Linked DNA regions of Mus musculus: region 2 is linked to region 1. The links are chromatin loops, found by intact Hi-C in ENCODE. Cell type or tissue: heart. All regions are shown on one strand. Each heading gives the region's core, and the rest is flanking DNA. Links, peaks and the distances in the headings are about the cores only.

Region 1 (7,546 bases), core at 1,506-6,505:
GGGTTCAGTTGCCCAGAGCCGCCCCTCTGGCACAGGCTGCCCAGGCCTGCCTGATTCTGCCACTGTGGCAGGAAGGGCGTACCCTCAGCAATCTTCTGATGGCGACTACACCGTAGTCGCTTTTGACTCCTCCGGGAAAGGAATTCCTTGTTGCCCAGTGACCTCCAGCCCCAAGCCATACCCAGGGTTCAGACCCATCGCTTAGGGATAAACTCAGCCTAAGGCTTGGTGAGCAGCGATGCATACAAGCTGGCCTTAGCTCTTCATCTTTTAGTCTTTACCGATCCCCAAAGAATCTTAGAATGTTGAAGAACTCTTGGTGTCTCCGTGTTTTTTGCCTTTTGCAAACAAAGGTCCTGGCCAGAGCTTTTCAATCTGGAACTTGTTGGCAGTCTTTCAATTAGCAAAGATTGAAGACCATTTGCTGTTTTGGTTGAGTGCTGGGCTTTCCTTCTTTTACCTGTGTTGGATGATGTTGAGGAGTGGGCTGGAATGCTGCAGTACTGGTGCAGAGGCAGGGCATAGGGGAAGATCCCCAGCCTTGCTTCCTCTGTGTTCAGAGTTTACCATGGAGGGCAAGGTGCAGCATTCAGTCCATGAGCCATTTTCCTGTCTTTTGGGCTGCAGAAGATAGCCCTGCCTTGGGGTTAGAGTGGGTGGCACTGATCCTGACAGGGCTCTGTTTATGGCTTCTAGCCTTCTGCTGGCTTGGCCTTCTGCAGTAGAGACATGGACCCCCACTAAGTTGTAGTACCCACAAAAGAGATGTTCTCACCTCTTTCCCATCTGTGCTCCAGTAACACACAAGACTGGCATCCCATGCTTCCCTCTAGCATCTCTACCACACTGGATCTTAATTAGCCTGTTTACATGTCCATTTCCCTGTTAACCTTGGTTGAGGGCTGGAATTGGTCTGTCATCTCTATCACCAGGGTCACTAGATAGAAGCAAGTAAATAAACGGGTCCACTGCCTTCCCCCCATGCCTATACTACCAGGAATGCCACTTTGTATCCTAGGAGCAGCCCAGCTGTAACATTTGCTACTAGGAATTTACACCAGTCAAAAGTGACCAAGGCTATTTTTGAATACTTACGGCTAGTGAGCCTGACTCTAGAGCTGGAAATATAGTGCCTCCCAGATTTCTTCATTGACAATGAACAGGGGCCCGTGGCTGCTGAATCTCCTATCCAGTTGAAGTTCTTGGGCTGAAGATGGTACCGGGAATGCTGTGCAATTGCGGGATTGATGCTTGATAGCGGCCCTAAGATCCTGGGGATCAACTCGTGGGGCCGAAGTGGTTGCAGGAAATGAGGAGGGATCTGCTCTGAGGCAGCCCCTCTCAGAAGCACCAATGGGACCAAATTCACAGGTTGCAGTTCTTGACTGCTCAGCCCGTCCTGGTGAAATCTAGGCTAGAGGAGAAGAGCAGCCCCTTACCATATTTCTTGGGAGTCTGGATAGAGTGTTGGAAATAAAACAATCTCTCCTAGGCCATAACCATTGTTTAACTAGTTATTCTTTTGGGGTTCATCAAAAACAGAGGGCCCAACAGGTTTGCTACTAGCCCAGGGAATAGTGAAAACGGCAGCTGTTTTGTTGGCCCAAGACTGTTTACTTAGCTCCCATTAGAGCCAGGGCATTGCCAATACTAGGGTAAGTACATAGAAGCCACTGAGCATGGTGGTGGCCTTGTTATTTGTCAGTCATGAGTTGTGGGATACTGTGAAATAGGAATAGAGACAACAAGTCCCTTGCAACTGAGAAAGTTGGGAGCTGCACTTGGCTGGATTGCAATACCAAACCCAAGGGAGCCTGGGAACAGACATCATGGAACCAGCAGAGCCTCTCCCAGGCTCCCGTGACAGGTACCATCACAAGAACCTCCTTTGGTGAAACCACCACCACGTGTTGGCATCACAGCCCTTGTTCCCTTGCTTTGTGAGAGGCTTCGCAGGGACCCTCACCCGATACTCATGAAGCTTTCTGTGGCTCCGGTGGCTAGGGTACAGCATGCGGGTGAGCTGCTCTACAATGCCCAGGCTGCGGATGAGGTTCTCTCTCTGTAGCAGGAGCTTCATCCGCTCGAGCTCCTCCTCTTCCACGATGTCCTGAGGCTGCGTAGTGTCCAGTTGTACTGGCAGCAGCTACAAGGGACAGGAGAGATACAGGATGTCCAAGACGAGCCTCATACCACCAGCAAGAATGGCTGCAGGACCCCTGGCCCATTCTATTTCCTTCCCTCTCCGGGCCGCACTGTAAGATTCCCTTAGCTGTCCATTCTCTCACCTTCTGTTCCAAAAGGTCAGATCCAATTTACTAGTTAGAGACTCGTCTCTCTCAAGCGAGGAGAGAGGGGACAGCAAGGGTTCCCTTCCCTAGGAATCCCAATTAAGTCTTGTGTGAGAAGGTAAGAGCCACACCCCTGACACCTCTTTCTCCCGGTTCCGGTTCCTGTATGCCAAGCTGGTGGCAAGGACCCGAGTAGCTGTTCGGGATCGGCTTTTCTCCCCCGCCGATTCTCCCTGATTCTGCTCCTTGTTTTCCTTGCGCTTCTTGGTGCCTGGGTTCTCCTGCTGTTCCTGCTTTAGGCGAATCTCTTCCAGTTGCTGCCTGATGAGACACAGCAGTTTCAGACACAGGAGAGATGGTGTGGGGAAAAACAGGATGATGGGCTAATGAAAGGAACACCTGGTGTTGCTGGAATTGATTAGAGTATAGGAAACACAGCGAAGGAAAGAGTCATTAAGACTCTGTTAGTGGGCTGGGATGATAACTCAAGCACTGAAGTCCCTCCCCTGAAAGCATGAGGACCTGAGTTCAAGCCCCAGAATCCAAGAACACAAAGCCTGGCATGGTAGCACATGCTTGTATCTCAGCACTGGGGAGACAAAAAAATAGGCAGGTTCCTGGCTTCTCATTGGTCAGCTAACCTAACCTTGTTAGTGAGCTTCAGGCCGATAAAAGACTCAAAAGATAAAGTGGGCCAGACATGGGGGCACTTTTAGTCCCAGCACTTGGGAAGCACAGGTTTCTGCATTTGGAGCAAGTCTCTTCTATGCAGCAAGTTCCAGGCCAGCCATTAAGACCCAGTTTTAAAAACATAAAAGTTTTTTTTTTTTAATTGGTTTTTCTAGACAGGGTTTCTCTGTATAGCCCCGGCTGTCCTGGAACTCACTATGTAGACCAGGCTGGCGTTGAACTCAGAAATCCACCTGCCTCTTCCTCCCAAGTGCTGGGATTAAAGGCGTGCGCCACCATGCCTGGCTAAAAACATAAAACTTTAAAAATGAATACATAAACAGTAACAACAAAGTGGGGCTGGCGAGATGGCTCAGCTGGTAAAGGTGCTACCACCAAACCTGACTGCCCGAGTTCATTTGCTAGAACCTACATAGTAGAAGGAGAGAACTGACTCCTAAAAGATCTCTCAACTGCTACATGTGCACGTGGTGTCCACACACACACAGATAAGCAACTGTAATCTTTACCTATTTAAAAACACACAAGGTGACCAGCTATGGAACAATACCCAAGGTTGTCCTCTGGCCTCCACATGCACATGTGCGCGCACATTGCATACATATACATCACACATTCCAGTGAAGGCATGCAGGGATGGGCCTGCACGCAGAAAGAACCTGTTAGAATTGTTGCTCTCTTCTCAAGCGTATAGCCTCCTCTTCTCCTGTTAGGGAGCAGTCTGCTGTCAGGCTTTGCCCCTAACCCACTCACACAGAGGGAATGCAGCCAAGTTACCTGGCACACTCCTCTCTGGCCTTGGAGGCAGCTGTCTCCTGGAAGAGGGAGCCATTGTGCTTGAAGAAAGGTGCGTATTTCTCGGAGTCGGGCCCCGGGTAGATCCGCCGGTATCCCCCTAGGTGGGAGTCTTCATAGCGCTCCTGGTCATGCATGGCAGCCTGGGATAACTCAAACTGTTCTCGCCTATGGAAACCAAGCTCAGGGAAGTCAGAGGAGGGAAAGGAGTACCGGCTAAGGCCTTCAGTTTCAGAACCTCCTGCTGGCTCCCTGGGCTCCCTGGCCCTTACCTATGGAGGGAAGCACCCAAGCTCATGGCCAGCCCTACCATATAGGTGTGGTTTCCAGAATTCTGATTCTCTTCCTAAGTAGAGAGAATGACCTATTCATAAGCAAACACTCTAGTTACCACAGTCTTATGGGTTCCAAATTGAAACGCCCATACACTACAGAAAATGTAAAAGGATTCAACAAGATGTGCTGCAGTCTTATAATCCTAACTCTGGGAAGGCAGAGGCAAAAGGAACTGGAGTCCAAATCCAGCCTCAGCTACACAGTGTGATCAAGGCCAGTCTCAAGAGAATCGAGGTTGGAGTGTGGCACAGTGACCAGCGCGTGCTTATTGCGTGTGACACACACAGGTGAATCCTGACTGTGAAAAGAAAGACCCATATTTTAATGATTGTCCATTTGCTTGAGACAATTTCTTGCTAATTTAAGTGGCTCAAGCTGGCCTTGAACTCATGATCCTCCTGATTCTAACTACTTAAAAAAAAGATTTATTTATTTTATGTATATGAGGACACCATTGCTCTCTTCAAACAGGCCAGAAGAGGGCATCAGATCTCATTACAGATGATTGTGAGCCACCATGTGGTTGTTAGGAATTGAACTCAAGACCTCTGGAAAAGGGGAGCTAGGGAGCTGGAGACACGGCTCATCAGTTAAGAGCACTGATTGTTCTTCCAGAGGTCCTGAGTTCAATTCCCAACACGGAAGCTCATAACCATCAGTAATGTGATTCAGTGCCCTAGTCTGGTGTGTCTGAAGACAGCTTGTCTTAGTGTACTCATATACATAAAATATGAGTTTAAAAGCTAATCAATGCCTTGTAACCTTCTTCTGTCAGGAATAAGAGTAATAAGAAGTCAAGTTGTATAACTAAACACCTACCAGAACCTGCAAGGCTCAGTGGGTAATAGCACTTACTGCCAAGCCTATAGACCTAAGTTCAATTCCTAGGATCCAACATTGGTGGAAGGAGAGAACCAACTCCTACACATTGTCCTCTAACCACAGGTCTGGCATGCTACATGTGCAGAAACACACAGATACACGCAAAATAAACATGTACTATATTAACTTAAAAATAAATAAACCTGGCATAGTGATGCACACCTTTAGTCCCTGCAACCATGAGGCAGAGGCAGGTAGATCTCTGTGAATTTGAGACCAACCTGGTCTACATATGTAGTTCCAGGCCAGCCAGAGACCTGTCTTAAATAAACAAACCCTTATCAGATACCAGGCACACCTGGTTTCTCGTGGCTGTTGGTGGCACGGGAAAAGCCGCTCCTTGACTCGACGTTTGTCTTCTTCAATCACCTTCTTTTTGTCACAGCCCCGGAGGTTGACAAGGTTCATAGCATCACAGAGAAGTGCATCTTTCACCTCTCGATCCAGGCGGGAGTCTGTGGTGAAGCTTGGGGAGTGGTTTACCTGCCGAGAGGAGGCCTTATTGCCCCTTTCCTAGACCACCTGAGCCGGTGGTGGGCTCTTACAGTCTAACTGGGGGTCTGAGGGAGGAACAGCTCTGGCCCGTGGCCCGAGTCAGCAACCAAGAAGAGATGTGACCTATCTACAGGCTAGTGAGAGAAAACCAGATAATTTGACTATGGATACAGGGTCCTCACCGGCAAGACTTACTTAGGGAGCACTGAAGAATCCTAAACATGGATTTCCATGTTTGCTTGCTTGCTTGCTTTTCTTGGGTCTTGGGGGCCAGAATTTTATAAAATCTAGGCTAGCCTCCAATTCACTATGTAGCTGAAGCCTGGAGTCATGATCCTCTTTCCTCCCCTTCTCAAGTACTGAGATTACAGGCGTGTGCCCAGTCTGAGCTGTTGTTGCAGAGGTCAAAGACTACGAATGTTTGTCTCAGGAACTGACACAGCCTTATGTGGCTTAACTGACAAAGTCTTCACCTGGCTCTTCCCTACCCTGAGACTTCTACTTCCCCCAACCTCCCTAGGCTACCAGGTGAGTATACTGCTTCCAAGGTGAAGCCTCTGACTTTGGCCTTGTTGAGTCCAGAAGAGAAAATCTTACCTCTAGAAGCCAGGGCTTGAGTTTGTGGTCCAGTAAGATGTCAAACCCCAGGATCTCAAAGCAGGCGCATGTACCTCCACACAGATATTGGGGGAAACAGGTTCGGTAGTTGTGGCGAAGCACAGAGTGGGCTGAGATGATGGTTTTGATGATGATGTCCTCGATGTCCCCCCACAGCTCTTGGGGATCATGGCTGTGCTCTCGCAGCCAGGCATTGAGTGTCGACAGCTTCCTGTGAGGCCCAGTGCTCAGAGGAAGGCCAGTCTCCATGCCAGCAGGGCCTGGCTGCAGGCTGGAGGCTCCCTGACTTAACCCCACTTTCATTTCTGGGACCCTGGGCTTCAAAGCGCTGCTAGCAGCTGGGAGCTGGGATTGGTTGTTAGGTTATGGTTACTGAGCTCAGACACAGGAGAAGTGTCTTCAAAAGCAGGGATTCCTGGGAAATCAGCTTCCCAAGAGTCAAATGGGTTTCATGGGCTCCTGAGTCTATGGGATTAAGGGCAGAGGAAGCAAGGGAAAACAGAATAGGGGATACCTCTTACTGCCCACAGCATCATCTCGGACAAAATTCTCATTGTGTTTATTGATGGCATAGTTGGTCAGGTGCATGCAGACCTCCTCCTGTGAAGCGAACAGCCCTAGATTGGCTCACACTGCCTCTCTGTCCAGCTTCTCCAGCCCCTCAGTGACTTCTTCTCACCCACTGCTCTGCCCCAAGACTGCTCAGCTCCTGGCCCTCTTCACCAGAGACTGTCCCGTATGATCCTGGCAAAGAGGCTGTGCTGGGTGACTCCGTTCAGAACCTTTCCTTAGTCACCACCCAGCAAGGGCTGCCACACCTCCCACCATGTCCCCCATACTACGGCTCTCACTGGCTTCCTTCCTTGGTCTTAGCTGACAAACTTTTCCACCATGTTTGTGCTTAGAACAGAGGCACTCATGGCAATGGAAGGGAAGAAGGTGCTGCCCTGCCTCCTCACCAGGTTGTTATGGCTAGGTTCCACATACGGCATAGTGGCAAAACGAGCCAGGCCTTCCTCGTACATGAAGATCCGGAGAGGGTCACAGGAAGTGATCAGAACATAGATTCGCATGTCAAACTTGAAGCCATCAATAAGGAAGGGCTAAGAGCATGCAAACCCAGAGGGAATACTAATGAACTTACGAAGTGCTTATTACATGCAATATATGGTTATTACTGGTGCTTCTAATACATAACACATTGAATCCTCACAGTAGTCATAATAGTAATAATTGTGTTATTACTTTCATTTAACAGTGAGGAAACAGAGCCAGGTAACTGCCCAAGATCATATGTCCGGGAAATGGGAAAGCTTTGAGTCAAATCCAGGCTGGCTAGCTCTGAAAAATGGCTGTACTCTGTCTGTAAGATAATGAAGACAGCACAGAGGGCAGAAGCCTATAATTGAGTTCCGGCCCTGGCGTACAAGGGATGCGGC
Region 2 (7,103 bases), core at 848-5,847, 120 kb after region 1:
AGACCCATGCCACCCCATACCCCTCTTTCACCCTTTCAAATGTCCTAGTAGACAATTTAACATCACAGTGAGTCTTGCGCGTTGTGTTTTGTGGGCCGCAGCATCGGGACAATGTCTGGCCTGTCTCAAGCAGGTATACCTGTCAGCTCTTGCCAGCATTCCTGCCTGGCCTGGTGAGCGCTCCTCAGGTGGCGGGTTTCACTGGAAACACTCCTGCCCTCCCTTTTCTTGCCTCTGCTTTGGAGAGGGATCCCTGCAAGGCATCTGTTTCCCTTCCAGGCTTGGCGTGTGTTCTTGTCCTCTGGTTCTTCTTTTTAACTTCCTCCCCGAAACCGCTCCAGATGCACCCTGCCTCAAAAGCTTAGCATTTCTAAAAAAGGTGGGATTTTCCTGCTGTCTCTTCTCCCATTTCTCACCACACCCCACTCGGCTCTGTCTGGCTCCAGGACTCTGCGCCTCAAGCATCTTTCTGATCAGACTGAATCCTTTCTTATCTGAACTTACTGGTCACTTTACCTAAGTCTCTCTGTTTCCTCCTTCAGCCCCGCCCTTCTGAGGTCTGGCCCACTATAGAGAGATGGGACTGCGTTCCAGGGGCTGCCTTATGCACTTTTTCCCCAGCCGGCCCCCCGCCCCGGCCCCCACCCCTGAGGCCGTGGGTCTCCTCTCAGCCTGGCAGCTGGTAGAGAGACGATCTGCATCTCAGCTGTGGCTGCCCACTCATCTGTTTCTCAGGAGACCCACATAGACACCAGATGGCAAGTCTGCAATGTGCTTAGCGGGGTGAGAACAGGTTTTGTTTGGGAAAATATCTCGATCAGCCAGTTGGGCCGAGAAGGGGAAGTGCCAAGGACGCGGTTGAAGAGAGCTGGTTACACACAGGAGGAACTGAGTAGCTGCGTGAAGGACAGCTTGCAAGACAGTGGTGAGAGATCTCAACAACAGGAAAGTCAGAACGGGGGAGATGCAAAACAAGAGAACCCAGCCCAGAGGGTGCCACGATTGGTTTTTACATATATTTATCTATTTTACATGTATGTATGTGTGTGTCCATAGTCTTCTTGTGGAGTGTGGAGGTCAGAGGACAACTTTAGGGAGTCAGTTCTGTCCTACAGAGTGGGTTCTGAGGATGGAACTCAGATTACTGGCTTTGGCAGGAAGTACCATATCACTAACTCACCTCACTGGCCTGGCCCCCCCCCCCCCATCCCCCTCTGTGACTTTTGTTAGTGGGTTGAGTAGGATCTTGCTATGTAGCCAAGACTAGTCTCAAAGTTTCAAACTTTAAGCTTGCAGTCCTCTTGCCACAACTTAAGTTGTTCTCCTGCCCCCAACCACCCCTTCCAGACTGGCTCTCAATTTGTAATCTTGACTATCCTCAAACTTAACTATGTAGCCCTGCCTGGTCTTGAACTCATAGAAGTCCATCTGCCTCACTTTCCCATGTGCTGAGATTAAAGGCATATATTACCATTCCTAGCCTTTTAAATTTATTATATATACTGTAGCTGTCTTCAGACACACCAGAAGAGGGTATCAGATCTCATTACAGATGGTTGTGAGCCACCATGTGGTTTCTGGGAATTGAACTCAGGACCTCTGGAAAAACAATCAGTGCTCTTAACCACGGAAGCATCTCTCCAGCCCGCCACCTGCCATGTATGTGTGTGTATGTGTGTTGCTTTTAACCATTGAGCCATCTCTCTAGCTCCAATTAGCTATGAGTTTTGGATGACTATTTTTGTTGTTGTTTTAACTGTGCAAATATACATAGCAGGCAGGTATCGTGGCAATTACCTTTAATTCCTGAACTCCAGAGTAAAAGACAAGTGGATTAGACAGGTGGACAGCCTATTATAAGTTCAAGGCCAGCCTGAACTACATGGTGAATACCAGGATACCAGGTCATCCAGAGCTGCTACAAAGTGAGACCCTATCTCAAAAACAAACAAACAAACAAACAAACAACCCAGACCCAACAAACAAACAAACAAGCAAACGAGCATTGTTACATACCACACGCCTTTAATCTCAGCACTCCTGAGCCAGAGGCAGGTAGATCTGAGTTCAAGCCCAGCCTGGTCTACAGAGTGAGCTCCAGGACAGCTAGGGCTACACAGAGAAAGAAACTGTCTCGAAAAACCAAATAAATAGGGAATTTGAGTCCCAGCACCCACATGGTGGCTCACAACCACCTGTAACTCTGGTTCCAGCAAATCTGATGCCCTGTTCTGATGTCCCAGGGCACCAAGCACTCATGTGGTACACACACATGCATGGGGATGAAATACTCATACACAAAATAAATAAAACCTCTTTTAAAAAGGAACAACCAAATAAATAAAATAAAATACATATAACATATACTTTACTATTGAAACATTAAATTTTTTTAAATTATCATACAAAGTAATTATGACATTTTCACACATACATACACACACATCCATGCATGCACACATACACAGACACACATCCATTCTGGTTCTTTGCTCTCATTCTTCTCCCTCCTCCAATTTGTCCTCTTCCTCCACACGAACTGTTGCCTTTCTGCTTCCGTGTCCTGTGCACACACAGAATTAAATCTAGGTTTCACATGTGAGAGAAAACGTCCATATTTGTTTCTCGATGTTCGTTATTATCTCTTGCCCCGCCCCGCTTTAGGTCCTGCCTCCCCTCATATATCACCTCTTCTACTGTCATTATATATGTATTCTGCACAGGAGAGAAAACAAGATGTCAGTTTAGGTGTGTTTGTGTGTGTGTTGGGGGCGGGGGAGGGTCAGCTTCCTTACACATCTCAAGTTGGCCTTAAACTCAACTTAAAGGCGAAGCTGACCTTGAACTTCTGAGCCTCCTTCTGGTTCCCAAGTGCTAGGATTGCAGGCTAGAACCATATCTGCTTGGAAGTCTGTTTGTTTGCTTGCTTGTTTTCCTTGTTGTTAACAGTGATCTTTAGTTCCATCCGTTTCCCTGCAGATGACATAATTTCATTCTTCAACGCTGAATGAAAAGCGTGATGACCCCACACTGGGGTTGGTTTGCTTCTGTTGCTTAAGTTTTCAGCCAAAGCTGTGCCTCACCTAAAGAGAGGAAATAACTGAGTTTAGGATGAGCTGGGAGCCAGGGTCGGCCTGGGGAACCTGCAGGTGCTGGGAGGTCAGCTCGGATCCAGTGGCAGGACTCCGGATCACCTCTGCTCATGGGAGAGACTCTTGTTGGATCTTAAAACCCAGCGGGCAGCCACACTACCTGGGCCTTTGTCATAGCGTTTTGTTCTACCAGGCAGAGGAAGGTGAGGCCACCGAGGGGTAGGACTTGGTAGGCTGGGATTTTTGCAAGAACTGATGTGGGGCAGCTCTGGCCTGGGAAGATGAAGGAGCCCGCCCCTCCCTGGGTAGACACTGCCACCTTCTGGCTCTCGGCCCTCAACACTGGTTTTTCTACCGTCCTAAATGCAAAAAATGTAATGAAAATGTAATGAGCTCTCTCACGAGCTCTTGCTCTCTCTCTCTCTCTCTCTCTCTCTCTCTCTCTCTCTCTCTCTCTCTCCCCCCCCCCTCTTCTTTCTTCAAAACAGGATTTCTCTAAGTATTCCTGGCTGCCCTGGGACTCACTCCATAGACAAAACTGGCCTCAAATTCAGAGAACTACTGCATCTGGCTCCCTTACTTTCTGATAACTATTGTCCTGGAAAGTTTTGGCGTTTTTTTTTTTTTTTTTTCTCCCCAAGATTTATTTTCAGTGTGTGTGTGTGTGTGCGCGAGTGCATGCACATGCATGTTGTGTCTATACACTTAAGTGTAGTTGGCCTCATAGGTCAGAAGAGGACATTTGCTCCATAGGAGCTGGGGTTACACTGGCTTGGCTTGGCTTGGCATGGGTGCTGGGAACCAGGCTTTTCTCCTTTGGAAGAGCAGAGGTGCTCTTAACTGCTAGGCCCCTGGTGTTTTTGTCTGTGTGCTGCTTTTTGGTTTGGTTTGGTTTGGTTTTGAGTCAGGGTCTCACCAAGGAACTCAGGTTGGGCTGGAACTTGGCCTTGAATTCACAGAGATCTGCCTGCTTCCTCCTCCTGAGTCCTGGGATTAAAGGTGTGTGCTACCGTGTCCGGCTTATTGATCTCCATTTTTATTTTTTTGTTTGTTACAGACAGAATCTCACTCTCACCAGGAACTCACTATGTAACTGGGACTGGCCAGGAAGTCATGGCAATCCTCCTGTTTGTGTCTCTCAAGTGCAGGCATTAGAGGCATGTTGTTGTACCCTTTAAACACACACAAACTTCTTGTCCACTACAGCTCAATACAGCTGAAAATCAAAACACTCCGATCATTTGACAGTTCCTCACTGGTAGCTTTCCACAACTGTCACTGTTGCTGAGATCCACATAGCTTGGTTTACTTTCCCCTTGCCTGTGTCGGGGCCCCTTGTGGCCCCACTGTGATAGTTACAGGGTGAAGGCCCCTGGAGGCCACAACACAATTGCTGGCTGCCCCATCACCCTTGAGGATTTGTGCTGGGAATTTCCAGCCCACCCTCCTGCTGTTCCTGTTTTTAGGAGGTCCATGGGTTAGCTGTCACTCAGTCTTTGGGTGCTCTCTTTCTCTTCTATAGTTCATTTGCTCCCCCACCCTACCCCCCGGTTTTCCAAGACAGGGTTTCTCTGTGTAGCCCTGCCTGTCTGGGAACTCACTCTGTAGACCAGGCTGGCCTCGAACTCACAGAAATCAGCCTCTGTCTCTGGGTGCTGGAATCCCTGTGCTTCCACCACTGCCTGGCTGACCTCACCATCGTCCTCCAGCAGTGGGCAGACCTTTGCTGCAGCTTAGTCCCCTAACAATCTCTCTGGCCTGGCCTCCTGCTTTGTTTTGCTTCCTTTAACGCTGACCTGATAGCACCTTGGCCACCATCCTCCAGCAGGCACCAGGGGGACACCCAGCTTCCCTTCCTAGTCCCTAGAGTCAAACTGAGCTACATGCTGTCTTGTGTACAAACAGCGAGCCCCAGCTGGGAACCAAGGGGAACATAAATGAGATGTGCTGTGATTTCTATCAAAGTGTTAAATGAGGCAAAGAACACTCCAGGTTAAAAGGTTAAACAGAGGTTTCAGCATCAGCAGCAGTCAATCAAGAGTGAGCTGATTGGACTGGTCATCGCTGAGGCTGTAATTAGGGACACATAGAGATCTTTTCTTTTCTTTTTTTTTTTTTTTTTTTGGTTTTCAAGACAGGGTTTCTCTGTATAGCCCTGGCTGTCCTGGAACTCACTTTGTAGACCAGGCTGGCCTCGAACTCAGAAATCCGCCTGCCTCTGCCTCCCGAGTGCTGGGATTAAAGGTGTGCGCCACCATTAGAGTGTGCACTTCTACTGGGGGACACACTCTCCTGATGACCAGGCGGAAAGGCCTAATCTGGTAAGATTTTCCCCAGCAGTGAGTGCTACTGTGATATATGGTCCAGCTACAGGGTACCCATCTGGAGGACATAAGAAATTGACTATAACTCAGTCAGAGGTTGCAAGGGATACAGAGAGAATCTGTTTATCATCTCCAGTCTTCAAGCTGTCCCCTCGGGCGTCTGAGTGTATGGGTTTGGCACCATATTGCCACATTTGTCTTGAGTCTGGGTTTGTTTTTCTCCATCCCTCTGAGTGCCTCCTGCCTGACCATTTATTCTTTCCACCAGGGACCTGTCTGCTATAAGAGTTTGTCCAAATTCTTCAGGTTGTGAGCTCTTGGCTTAAAGGGACAGGACTATAACCTAACACAGAAATTGGCAGAGACACCATCTGGCAAAGATGCCTTCTGACAGTTAACATTTGTCAAAGATCAAAGTATGTGATCCAGGTTTCATGTTTTCTCAAGTTTGACACTTTGCCTGTCAACCACTCAGCTTTTTAGTTATCCATAAGAACATGACGCAAGTTCAGAGTGAGGAAAAGGTCCCCTTTGTGTCAGAGATAAAAACCCAGCAGGATTCCTGCTAGGTGTACTTGCTTGGTTGATTTTGAGCCACACATTCTTCTGCAGAAATAAAATTTTTTGTTTTGGACTGTGTAGTCCTTTTGCTGGCATCCCAAACCTATTTCTAAAAGGGTGGTGTCTTCTTTCTGTAATCCCAGCACTCTGAGTGATGGGGCAAGAGGATTGGAGCTAGTTCAAGGCCAGCCTGGGCTACAAAGTGAGCTCCTGTCTCAGGAAACCTAACCCAATCCAACCCCAACAACCAATCAACCAGCCAGCTAACAAGAAAAAAACCAAGAAAGAATGAGCCTTTGTAGGCTTAGATTTTTCAAAACCTACTTTAATAAGGGTTCTTAAATGCTTTAATCTCCCTTCTAGCCCACCACCCACCAGAGGTAGTAGAAAGGAAAGGTTAATAGGGTAAAGGAAGATGTGGACCTGTTTAGAAACAGTTTTTTCAAGCAATTCCAATCTTCTTTGTCAGAATATCAGTAGCATAGTTCACACGAATCAGTATCGGTAGCTTGATCTACTTACAACCACCACTTGCCAGTTAGCAATGGAGTTTGATCCAGAAGAAACCTCAAGGCTCTGCCAATTAGCCAGAGTTGGCAGAAATGGCAAAAAGCCACCAGAATATCACAAGAAGTTCTTTGGTGCATTTCTTTCTACGAAGTCAGTGAAGAAGTCAAGTCAAACCAGTGCTACCAATGCCACAGTGTCACCCGTGAAGACCAGCATTGGGACAGCCCAACAAAGGCCAGCAAAGAGTGGCAAGGCGAACCAATACCACAGCATCATCCACTGTCTGTTGGGTTATACTGATATTCTTTCCAAACATCGTGTGTCCTCTCAAGCATCCACTCTAGCAACACATCACATGTCCTTTTCCCAGGCAGCTTCCAGAAAAATAAGATGCATCTGTTCTCAGCAAAACATCCTCCCATGTGTCTGCTTGCAAAAACATCCTCTCACATGTCTGCTTCAGCAAAACATCCTCTTACAAGACAGTTTCCATAAAAACATCACTGACACAACTGAGTCTCCAAAGAAACTAGAAATTTTCACTTCAATCCTTGGCATTGTCTAGGGAGGCTCTGTAGTACCATGAGGGTAGGGGTAGCAGCCGGTGGGAGGCTGT

What was found. Peaks named below come from ENCODE experiments on the same cell type or tissue, not always from the same donor. Only the 100,000 strongest peaks of a DNase experiment are listed, where the experiment ranks them.
Region 2: a loop joins it to region 1, with 4 times the contacts of the local background. A loop is called at or near these places in 12 of 42 quality-filtered maps.

What each region holds. Positions count from the first base shown.
Region 1 is chr7:80,253,243-80,260,788 of GRCm38, reverse strand. Ttll13 (tubulin tyrosine ligase-like family, member 13) reads right to left here. Exons shown (of 15, transcript NM_177765.3): 7 at 7,067-7,210; 8 at 6,622-6,707; 9 at 6,087-6,318; 10 at 5,293-5,477; 11 at 3,759-3,944; 12 at 2,432-2,612; 13 at 1,967-2,146; 14 at 1,096-1,414; 15 at 1-460. The coding sequence ends at 264. Among named protein-coding and RNA genes, the nearest start is that of Ngrn, 4.2 kb to the left of the region's middle. In heart, for the core only: a CTCF peak has its summit at 4,584 (motif pointing right); no DNase peak of the experiment used is centred there; H3K27me3 peaks cover 2,692 bases.
Region 2 is chr7:80,137,276-80,144,378 of GRCm38, reverse strand. No RefSeq gene overlaps it. Among named protein-coding and RNA genes, the nearest start is that of Gm45202, 14 kb to the left of the region's middle. In heart, for the core only: CTCF peaks have their summits at 3,410 (motif pointing left) and 4,822; a DNase peak (open chromatin) is centred at 3,288; H3K27ac peaks cover 469 bases.